3 separate regions of the Homo sapiens genome follow, and all the other regions are linked to region 3. A link is a contact called in ENCODE Hi-C or POLR2A ChIA-PET data. All regions are on one chromosome and are shown on one strand. Each heading gives the region's core, a stretch centred on a gene start or an enhancer-like site at or near the end of the contact. The rest is flanking DNA. Distances are from core to core; before and after follow the strand shown.

What was found. A loop is a pair of places that touch in the nucleus more often than their neighbours do. ChIA-PET counts read pairs that join two places held with the same protein, here RNA polymerase II (POLR2A). Pooled maps may share reads with other maps.
Region 1: a loop to region 3 is called in a map of posterior vena cava, with 12 times the contacts of the local background. The contact joins two enhancer-like sites. A Hi-C loop is called at or near these places in 2 of 168 maps with a recorded cell type or tissue (gastrocnemius medialis and posterior vena cava) and 8 of 50 pooled maps. POLR2A ChIA-PET finds 5 or more read pairs at or near these places in 4 of 52 experiments (BJ, Caco-2, HCT116 and 1 more).
Region 2: a map of ascending aorta shows a loop between it and region 3 (7-fold over the local background). The contact joins two enhancer-like sites. A Hi-C loop is called at or near these places in 6 of 168 maps with a recorded cell type or tissue (CD14-positive monocyte, Right ventricle myocardium inferior, ascending aorta and 2 more), 5 of 37 single-sample maps with no recorded cell type and 23 of 50 pooled maps. POLR2A ChIA-PET finds 5 or more read pairs at or near these places in 9 of 52 experiments (B cell, BJ, CD4-positive, alpha-beta memory T cell and 6 more).

The regions. Positions count from the first base shown.
Region 1 is chr3:129,692,738-129,696,107 of GRCh38, reverse strand. All of the region lies in intron 4 of TMCC1 (transmembrane and coiled-coil domain family 1), which reads left to right. Among named protein-coding and RNA genes, the nearest start is that of PLXND1, 88 kb to the right of the region's middle. RefSeq lists an enhancer at 1-255. Within about 2 kb of position 1,732, at least 3 of the 41 ENCODE cell types and tissues checked have a DNase peak (open chromatin) inside an H3K27ac peak, as active enhancers do; they include gastrocnemius medialis, where a contact is called at or near this core.
Region 2 is chr3:129,559,617-129,562,747 of GRCh38, reverse strand. PLXND1 (plexin D1) reads left to right here. Exons shown (of 36, transcript NM_015103.3): 28 at 845-948; 29 at 1,039-1,102; 30 at 2,025-2,059; 31 at 2,314-2,418; 32 at 2,965-3,128. Among named protein-coding and RNA genes, the nearest start is that of H1-8, 18 kb to the right of the region's middle. Within about 2 kb of position 1,352, at least 23 of the 41 ENCODE cell types and tissues checked have a DNase peak (open chromatin) inside an H3K27ac peak, as active enhancers do; they include ascending aorta, where a contact is called at or near this core.
Region 3 is chr3:129,624,438-129,627,989 of GRCh38, reverse strand. No RefSeq gene overlaps it. Among named protein-coding and RNA genes, the nearest start is that of PLXND1, 20 kb to the right of the region's middle. RefSeq lists enhancers at 93-202, 2,435-3,044 and a silencer at 853-1,182. Within about 2 kb of position 1,714, at least 34 of the 41 ENCODE cell types and tissues checked have a DNase peak (open chromatin) inside an H3K27ac peak, as active enhancers do; they include ascending aorta and gastrocnemius medialis, where a contact is called at or near this core.

The DNA of each region.
Region 1 (3,370 bases), core at 483-2,982, 68 kb before region 3:
GAGGGCCTGGAAGAAAAAGATCTAGCTGTTTAATAGAGATTCTTTACAGATGCAGATTTTACCCCTACAAAGCATGGCCTTGCAAGGCCATTTCAAAATATGGCAGAGAAATATGTTTTGGGGTAAAATATTTTGATTTTCTTCTTTGTCACATAACGTTATGCCAGAGTCAGATTGGAAAGTAAGTCATGATACATAGGGTTAAATAAAACCCAGCTGATGAGAATTTATGGTTTGTAGGGCATGACTCCTGAAACTCCTTAGATAGGAATTTGGGCAAGATTTACAAAAATCAGAGCTTAGTCCTCAAAGGCATGATTGGTTTTGAAATGTGAGGACATGAGATTTGGGAGGGGTCAGGGGCAGAATGATATGATTTGGCTGTGTCCCTACCCAAATCTCGAATTGTAGTTCCCATAATCCCCATGTGTTGTTGGAGGGACCTGGTGGGAGGTAATTTAATCACGGGGCCAGTTACCCTCATGCTGTTCTCATGCTAGTGAGTTCTCATGAGATCTGATAGTTTTAAAAGGGGCTTTCCCCCTTTTGCTTGGCACTTCTTGTTGCCACCATGTGAGAAATGATGTGTTTGCTTCCCCTTCCGCCATGATTGTAAGTTTCCCAAGGCTTCCCCAGCCCTGTGGAACTGTGAGTCAGTTAAACCTCTTTCCTTTATAAATTACCCAGTCTTCGGTATGTCTTTATTAGCAGCATGAGAACAGACTAATACACATTGCATCACAAACACTGTCCATGAGGCAATTTCTGTCTCTAAAGACTTGGAAAACAACCTAGCCAAAGACAAAGATTCACATCTTTATTCAATCAGATAACTTCAAAGGGTCCAATAGACAACACCCAGCATTCCCTTGAAAGGACATTCAAAATCTTTTACCATTTTGGTCTTCCATAAATTTTGCTGACAGTCTCCCATCTCTCTTGTGATCAAGAATAATTTTCAAAGGTTATTATTAATTATGATTTTTTTTTTTTTTTTTTTTTTTTTTTTTTGAGACAGAGTCTCGCTCTGTCGCCCAGGCTGGAGTGCAGTGGTACAATCACAACTCAAAGCAAATTTCAACTCCTGGGCTTAAGTGATTCTCCCATCTCAGCCTCCCAAATATCTCCAAATGTTATTCTTGATCACAAAATAGTTAGTCTTGTTACCAGAAAGCCATCCCAATCCAAACCCCAAGAGAGGGTTCTTGGATCTCGCACAAGAAATAATTCAGGGCGAGTCCATAGAGTAAAGTAAAAACAAGTTTATTAGGAAAGTAAAAGAATAAAAGAATGGCCTCCATAGGCAGAGCAGCCCCAGGGGCTGCCCATTCTTATGGTTATTTCTTGATTATATGCTAAACAAGGGGTAGATTATTCATGCCTCCCCTTTTTAGACCAATATAGGGTAACTTCCTGACATTGCCTTGGCATTTGTACACTGCCTTGGAGCTAATGGTGGGAGTGTAGCAGTGGGGAGGAACAGAGGTCACTCTCATCGCCATCTTGGTTTCAGTGGGTTTTAGCTGGCTTCTTTACTGCAACCTGTTTTATCAGCAAGGTCTTTATGACCTGTATCTCATGGTGACCTCCTATCTCATCTTGTGACTAAGAATACCTGAAGTTGCTGGGAATGCAGCCTAGCAGGTCTTAACCTGACTTTACCTAGCCCATAGGCACGCTGAAGTTACTCAGGTGTAAACGTTTCTGACAGTCTCATTAGGTTTGGCCTGATTATTCACATAGGTGTAGCCACAGTGCTAGTTAGTCATACAGGGGCATCCTTGAACTATCTTTGCAAATCCAGAGCCATACAGTTTTGAGCAATTACTAAGACAACACAGTTAACTTCTGTGTGGACGTTTTCGTAAGGATTCAGATTGGACTTTTAAACACTCTTTATTATTTACTATACTAAGGTTAGGAAAATACACCTGAGAAACTCTCTCACCAGATTTCACCTGTGGTACCTATAAATTTGGGTGAATTAATCTCATCTTCAAGTCCCCAGTATTTTCTAAGGCTTGCCAGGAAGTGACTTTCCTTACCACCTCAGGAATCAGGCCAGTGTTCCTGGGAGTACTTTCTTTTAGGCATTGGCTCCCTATATCAAGTCAACTATTGTTTCTTAAAGTAGTTTGTCAATGAGAATTATTCTCAAATGTGATGTTCTCATTTATGAGATTCCAGTATATACAGTTACAAAATCCAATTATATCTTGATAAAAAGGAGATGAGATTGGTATTGATCCTATGCAAATAACAGTATTGCCATAAGTTAAGGAAAACTCAGTATGTTTCTGAATGCTCAGTATTCCATGAAAATCAGATACTACTTAATGTTTTATTCAGATCACAGAGGCAGAATCAATCTACTAAAATGTGGGTTAGAAGTAGTTTAAGGAGAAAGTGAAAGGGCTTCCTCATATAGCCACAAAAAATAGAACAATAAGATAACATGGGATGGGCACAGTGTTTCATGCCTATAATCCCAGCACTTTGGGAGACTGAGGTGGGAGGATCACTTGAGCCCGGAAGGTTGAGGCACTGCACTCCAGCCTAGATGACACAGAGAGACCCTGTCTCAAAAAAAAAAAAAAAAAAAAATTCAATCTTGGGGAAGGCAAGATCAAAAGAGTTAACAAAGGACATTTGGGCCCCTGATTAAGATAGTATCATGGATAAGAAACAATACTTGATTATTTAATCAAAATGAGAATAAAAGATAAGGTACTACAATTGTAAAGAACCTAAGCTCTTTCACAAGTAAAGAACCTTTGTTCTTTCCGGTTTGGTTTGTTTTGTATTTAATCATCTAGAACATAATCCAACATAAAGCCAGAGAATTATTGTGCTCTCTAAGAAAATTATACACAAATAAGAATCATCTTTCATATTATAGATGAAGGCATTAATCAGTAAACCAAAGACGCAAACCCATCAAAGCTGATTAAATGTTGCCAAAATTTTAACATGTTTCATGGCTTCTTTTCACATCCCAGTAGTATATTTTACAAGGCAAATCAAATTCACTTTTTAAGATTTGTCTTTCTAGCCTGGGAAACATGCTGAAACCCCATCTCCACAAAAAAATACAAAAATTAGCTGGGCATGGTGGTGTGCACCTGCAGTCCCAGTTACTTGAGAGGCTGAGGTAGGAGGATCACTTGAGCCCGGGAGATGGACATTGCAGTCAGCCGAGATGGTACCTCTGCACTCCAGCCTGGGCAACAGAGCAAGACCCCATCTTAAATAAATAAATAAATAAATAAATGATTTGTCTTTTACATTCTTTAACAAACTGTTACTTTAGTTTGGGACAAAAAAATGCTCCTTTTCCTTTAAAAACAAAAAGACTTACACCTTATATTTC
Region 2 (3,131 bases), core at 103-2,602, 65 kb after region 3:
TCAGCCGGGGCTGGCCCCTGCCTTGACGGGAAACACTCCTTTCACCTGGCATGGGTGCATGAATGTGGGGACACTGAGAGGATCCAATGAGGCCCCCTCAGCAAGAAGCTCTTACTCTGTAGGAGACAAGTCCTGCAGTGTGAGTGAACTACGGACAACAGCAAAAAGCCTTCAGGAAAGGCTTCCTAATTCCTAAAGGAGGGATGCTGGAGTAGGGTTGGTTTGTTTGTTTGTTTTTGAGACGGGATCTCATTCTGTCACCCAGGCTGGAGTGCAGTGGCGCAATCTCAGCTCACTGCAGCCTCGACCTCCTGGGCTCAAGTGATCCCCTCATTTCAGCCTCCTGAGTAGCTGGGACTACAGGAGTGCACCACCACATCCAGCTAATTTTACTTTTTGTAAAGATAGTGTCATGCTGTGCTGCCCAGGCTGGTCTTGAACTCCTGGGCTCAAGCGATCCTCCTGCCTCATCCTCCCAAAGTGCTGGGATTACAGGTGTGAGCCACCGCGCGGGGCCTGGAGTGGGTTTTATAGGAGTCTTGGTTAGGCCAAGGGTTTCATCAGCAATTGTAACATGAACAGCCTTGCAGACAAGGCCATTTCCAGAGCTCCTCCTCTGTGCCCTCCACCCTGGCACCTTCTCTTTGTACCCTCACACTCTCCCCCAGCTCTTTCCTGCCCTCCCCATTTTACAGATGGGAAAATGGAGGCTCAGAGAGAGGTATGGCTTGCCTCAGTTTACATGGAGAGAGCGAGAGGCCTCTCCCTATGTGGCTGGGCCGGTACCTACCCCTCAGGCCCAGCTCCCTGCCCGGACCCTGATGGCCTGTCCCTTGTCCCCCAGAGTGGTTCGCCTCCAGCACACAGAGCTACATCCTTCGGGACCTGGACGACACCTCAGTGGTGGAAGACGGCCGCAAGAAGCTTAACACGCTGGCCCATTACAAGGTGCAGCCCTGCCCCCCGCCCCCATTTCCCCACCCTCATGCCCCCACCCCAACCTCCGGCCTCTGACCTCGGCCTCTCCCCTCCCATCAGATCCCTGAAGGTGCCTCCCTGGCCATGAGTCTCATAGACAAGAAGGACAACACACTGGGCCGAGGTAGTGCGGGTGCACGTGGGAAGGGAGCCCAGGCTGCGTGTGGACAGGGGCTTCCATCCCATGCCCCAGTGGGGAAGCTGAGGCTCCGAGAGGCAGGGCTGGCCTGGGCTGAGGCCTCCTTGGTGGGGGCTGGGCGGGGCCAGCCTCCTCTGACCCAGTACTGCTGGGGCAGGGCCCACACCAGGCCTCCTCAAGCTGATTTCCTGCGGCAGCTGGAGAGAGGCCCCGGGAGGGCGGGATGCAGTTCCAGGAGGTCTGGGCAGCAGCCAGGCCAGAAGGGGGGCCAGCATGCCCGTCTCAGCCTTGGGCCATGTCCCTGCCTCAAGTGCCCCCTCCACACCCTCAGACGCCCCAGGCACAGCCTCCTGGCTGCCAGGCCTGCGAGCCCGGGATCCTCTGGGTCTCGGGGTCCCCTTCTAAGGTTGAGAGCAGAGTCTCAGTCTCTCCCAGCAGCCTGGGAATCTGGGCTGGCAGGAGCTCTGGGCTCAGGGGTGGGGTGGGCAAAGGCACCCACCCCCGCCTGCCTGGGGCCCCTCCTCCCCCGTGGCTGCATCTTCCTGTTTCTCTCCACCGCTGTCCCTCCTTCCAAGTCCCTCCATCCCGGGTCACTGTGTGTGTGTCTTTCTCTCTCTGCCTCACTCTGTCTCGCTCGCTGTGTGTCTCTGGATCTCACTTATCTCTCTCTCCGTCTCTCCCAGACTCAGTCTCCCCATGCGTCTCTGCATCTCTGTCTCATTCTCTCTGACTGTCTCTTTGGATCTCTGTCTCCGTTTCTGTTTCTCTCTCCATCTTTCTGTCTCTGCTTCTGTTTCTCTCCCCATCTTTCTGTCTTGTTTCTGTTTCTCACTCCATCTTTCTGTCTTCATTTCTGTTTCTCTCCTCTCCTCTCCCGTGTTTATTTATTGTGTTTTTCCTCTCACAGTGAAAGACTTGGACACAGAGAAGTATTTCCATTTGGTGAGTGCCCAACCTCGGCCCCGGGGGATCCAGCCCCTCAGTGGGTGTGGCCTTGGCTTTCTGTGGCCCTGGGCCTCTTGGGAAAAGTGCTCCCAGCCCTGCGAAAGGCTGGGGGGTGGGGGAGTAGGGATGGGGCCCAGAATCAGGAGGGAACCACAGCCCTTGTGTGCTAAGAAGCATGGCAGAGCCAGACCTCCCACAGGCGGCCGAGGATGGGGCCTGGTGCGGACACTGACCACTGCCCGGCCTCCCAGGTGCTGCCTACGGACGAGCTGGCGGAGCCCAAGAAGTCTCACCGGCAGAGCCATCGCAAGAAGGTGCTCCCGGAAATCTACCTGACCCGCCTGCTCTCCACCAAGGTGAGTCCGGCCTCAGTCTCCCCTCTGTGCAGTGGGTACAAGGCTCCAGCCCCAGCTCCAGAGGGTCATTGCTCAGGGCCAGCTGTGCACCCGCGGCTGGGAGAGGGGTGTGAGTTCTTCCTGTTTCCCCTGTGGGGCTGGAGGGGCAAGAGGCTGAAGGCTTAGGGTCCCACTTGAGGAGGCATTTCTCACAGCCAGGAAAAATGCCTGACAGAGACTTCTATGTTAGCCCACGTAACAGGGTACAGCAGAGGCCCAGAGGGATCAGTGATGTCCCCAAGGCCACGTGGCTCAGTGGCAGCGCCGGCACCCCACAGCCCATACTCTGGCACTTCCAGTTCTCGACTCCATGTGCCAGTGCCTCGATTAGTCCTTTCAACGCCTCTGGGAGGCAAGTGAGCCAGAGAGGCTCGGTGACCAGCCTGATGCCATGTGGCTTCCTCATTCAGCAGCCTGGCATTTCAAGCTCCGCAGAGCCACCAAGGGTGCCCACTAGCCCTCTGCACGTGGCCCGGGGCTGACGGCGGCCACCCCACTCCCCCGCAGGGCACGTTGCAGAAGTTTCTGGATGACCTGTTCAAGGCCATTCTGAGTATCCGTGAAGACAAGCCCCCACTGGCTGTCAAGTACTTTTTCGACTTCCTGGAGGAGCAGGCTGAGAAGAGGGGAATCTCCGACCCCGACACCCTACACATCTGGAAGACCAACAGGTG
Region 3 (3,552 bases), core at 465-2,964:
TGCCTCTGCGAACCGCTGCAGGCCCATTTCTTGCACAACCAAAATGAAGTCATACTAATCTTGGCTTGAGAGGAGCCAGAATTTCAGAGCCTCCAACCCTGATGCTTTCTACAACCTGGGAAGCTGAGGCCCGGAGACGGAAGTGACCAAGCGCGACTAGATCTAAAGCCTTCCCGACTTCCATTTTTCTCAGTAGGCAAGTGGTCCAAGCCCCACCGTTTCCTTCTTGGATTTGAGTCTCAACTCCAGCCACTCCCCTCAAGTCTGGTCTCCCACTCTCACGCCCCTCCAGCCACTGGCCTCAAAACCACCGAGCACATCCACGCGGCCCTCGCCGACTCCCGCAGGGCTGCCTCCACCCCGCTGCTTCTTGCCGGCGCATAGCCTCCCAGAGCCTCCAATGACCGCCCAAGCGACTGCCCTCCCTCCCTCCCTCCCTCCTTCGCCTCCCCATCTGTGCAATTGAACATTCATTCATTGCCGCGGACTCGAGGCTGCCCAGTCCTCTTCCGGACAGGGCCCTGAGGACAGGACCTGGCTATCCGGCTTCGCGGTGTGTCCTCAGTGCCTGGCCCAGAGCGGCCAATTTGGCGAGAGCAGGAATCTCTGTCCCTGGTTCCTTTAGTCCCCAGCTTTGCTCCCAAGTGACCATCCGCGAGGCAGCGTCCCCTCCTTGGCATCTGCGGCTTCTAAGACGCTCAAGGGCCCAAGGGGGTGAATGAGGTGTGGGCGACTAACTGTAGCCCTGTCCTCTGGGGGCAGCATGCTGCGCAAGTGATGCCCGGCCAGGGAACGGGGTGCTGGGGCCGCAGTCACCGCAACTTCTGGGTGGAGCAGCGAGGGCCCGGGGGGCTCGGGAAGCTGGGGGTGTACCCGCAGCCGGGGAAGCGGAGGCACAGGACCTGGGCCCAGGGCTCGGAGCCCTTGCTCCCTCCAAGCGAGGCGGGACGAGCACGGGCTGCGGGACCTCCGCCCCGTGCCCCCGCCCCCCTAGGCCGGCTGGGAGCTGGCCAGGGGCTCAGAGGTCGCACCTCTGGCCGCGGGAGGACGAGGCGGAGCCGGAACGGAAGCGCGGACAATGGGCCCTCCGGGGCCGCTTCCGGCCTCTCTCTGCGGGGCGGGAGCACGGGAGAGCCTGGGGCCTGGCCTGGGCGGGGCTCGGGCGCCCTCCCTGGGTTGCCTTCGCAGCACCCCAGCCTGGGCCCCTCCCACCCCTGCCGGTCAGAAAGCAGGGACCCGCCCCGCCCCAGCTCTGTCCCCAGGCTAAGAACCTGGCACAGGCTGGCGAGTATGGAACTGGGTTGTTTTTAAAAACTTTTATTCATTGAGTTATAATTTACATCAGGAGAAGTGGCCTCAGATCTCAAATGTGAAGTCTGGTAAACTTTGCACGTTTATACCCTGTAAATGCTCTGAACAAGACATGGAACATTCCCAGCAACCAGAAAATTCCCTGGTGGCCCTTCCCAGTCAGTCCCTCCCCCCAGCCCCAGCCCTAGCCCTGGCAACTACCCATCTGTGTCCCGTCCTGTGGCCTGGCCTTTTCCAAACAGCATGTACATGGGATCCTGCAGCGTGGAGCCTTTCCAGCCTGGCTTGGAGATGCATCCTTGTGTCGGAGTATCAAGAGGCTGTTCCTTTTCGTTCCATTGTATGGAGGCCTCCATGTGTTTACCTCTTCACCAGCCCAGGGACACTTGGCTTGTTTCCAGATTGCAGAAATTATCAATGGAGCTGTGACAAGCATCTGTACAGGTTTTTATGGACCTGTGTTTTAATTTTATTCCAATATCTAGACGTGGGATTGCCAGGATGCACGTGTCTACATTTGACTTTTTTTTTTTTTTTTTTTTTTGAGACAGTCTCACTCTGTCTGTCCCAGGAGTGCAGTGGCGCAATCTCGGCTCACTGCAAGCTCCGCCTCCCGGGTTCATGCCATTCTCCTGCCTCAGCCTCCTGAGTAGCTGGGATTACAGGCGCCTGCCACCGCGCCCGGCTAATTTTTTTTGTATTTTTAGTAGACACAGGGTTTCACCGTGTTAGCCAGGCTGGTCTCTATCTCCTGACCTCGTGATCCGCCCGCCTCGGCCTCCCAAAGTGCTGGGATTACAGGCGTGAGCCACCGCGTCCAGCCACATTTGACTTTTTTTGAAGAAACTAGCAAAAGGTTTTACAGAGTGGCTGCACCATTTCACATTTCACCCCTGCCCCTGTGGCTCCACATCCTCACCCACACTTGGTGGTGTCAGTCTTTTCTGTCTCAGCCTTTCAAGTGGGAGTAGGGCTGTCTCAAGACAGGGTTGACTGAGCAAAGAGCGAACTCCCACCCAGCGCCTCCCAGTGGTTTCCTGCCCTTCCCTCATCCTGCTCCCAGATGGAGGTGCAGGCAGTGGTCCCAGCCCCAGCTCTACCCCACGAGTCCCCAGGTGAATGCTCCACCCCACGAGTCCCAGGACTGAGCAGGCACGCACCTTCCTATGCTCAAGTCCTCCTCAGACACTGGAGCAGGGAGGCACTGGCAGAGTCCCCAAGTCCAAAGTGATGGGCTGTGTTTCCACCTGGTCCTACCTGCTTAGCCATCTAGCCTTCTTCCCAAACAAGCAGCCTCTGGAGGAATCACTGGAAGACAGATGGGGAAGGGGGCGGTGAACACAGGTGCTGCGTGGGAAGCCGAGGGGATGGGTGGCTGCAGCCTGTGCCCCCAGCAGGTAGGCAGTCCTCATGGTTGGACCACCCACATCCACGGGCCCCCCTGGAGGCCCTGCTCTGCCTCTGAGACCCTGTGACCCTGTGTTTTGGGAGATGGGGTGGCAGTACCAAGGTGAGCCTGACTGCCTTCAGCAAACCTTTACTGTGCACCTACTGTGTGCCGGGCCCTGCTGTGGCCCTGGAGACATATCCCCTGCCCTGGTGAAGGTCCATCCAGTGAGAGAGATGGATACTAGCCCTGATTGGCACTTTGGTCAGGGAGGGCCTCTTTGGAGGGGGATATTTGAGCAGAAACCTGAGGGATAAGAAGGCGGCAGCCCTGGGGAGATCTGGAAAGGGCATGACAGGCAGAAGGCACAGCAAAAGCACCGTCCTGGACCAAGCTCAGTGAGGAGGCCAGTGCTGCTGGAGCGGAGAGCCAAAGGGAAGCCTCGATGGTGCCTCTGCCAGGGGTCCCAGCTACTCAGGAGGCTGAGGTTGGAGGATGGCTTGAGCCTAGGAAGTCGAGGCTGCAGTGAGCTGAGATCGCAACACTGCACTCCAGCCTGGGTGACAGAGTCAGACCCTGTCTCAAAAAAAAAAAAATAAAGAAGTGGAGCTGAGGATTCAGATATGCAGGAAGTGAGGGAAGATCATGTGAGGACACAGCCAGAAGGCACCATCTGCAAGCCAAGGAGAGAGGCTGCAGCAGACACCAACCCTGCAGACTCCTTGGTCTTGGACTTGGCCTTGCAGCCTCCAGAACAGCGGGAGAGGTCACGGGGCCAGGGGGAGGTTTGCTTGCTAGGCTGCCGTAACAAGAGGCCACAGACTGGATCGCTCAACAACAGAAACCTATTTCCT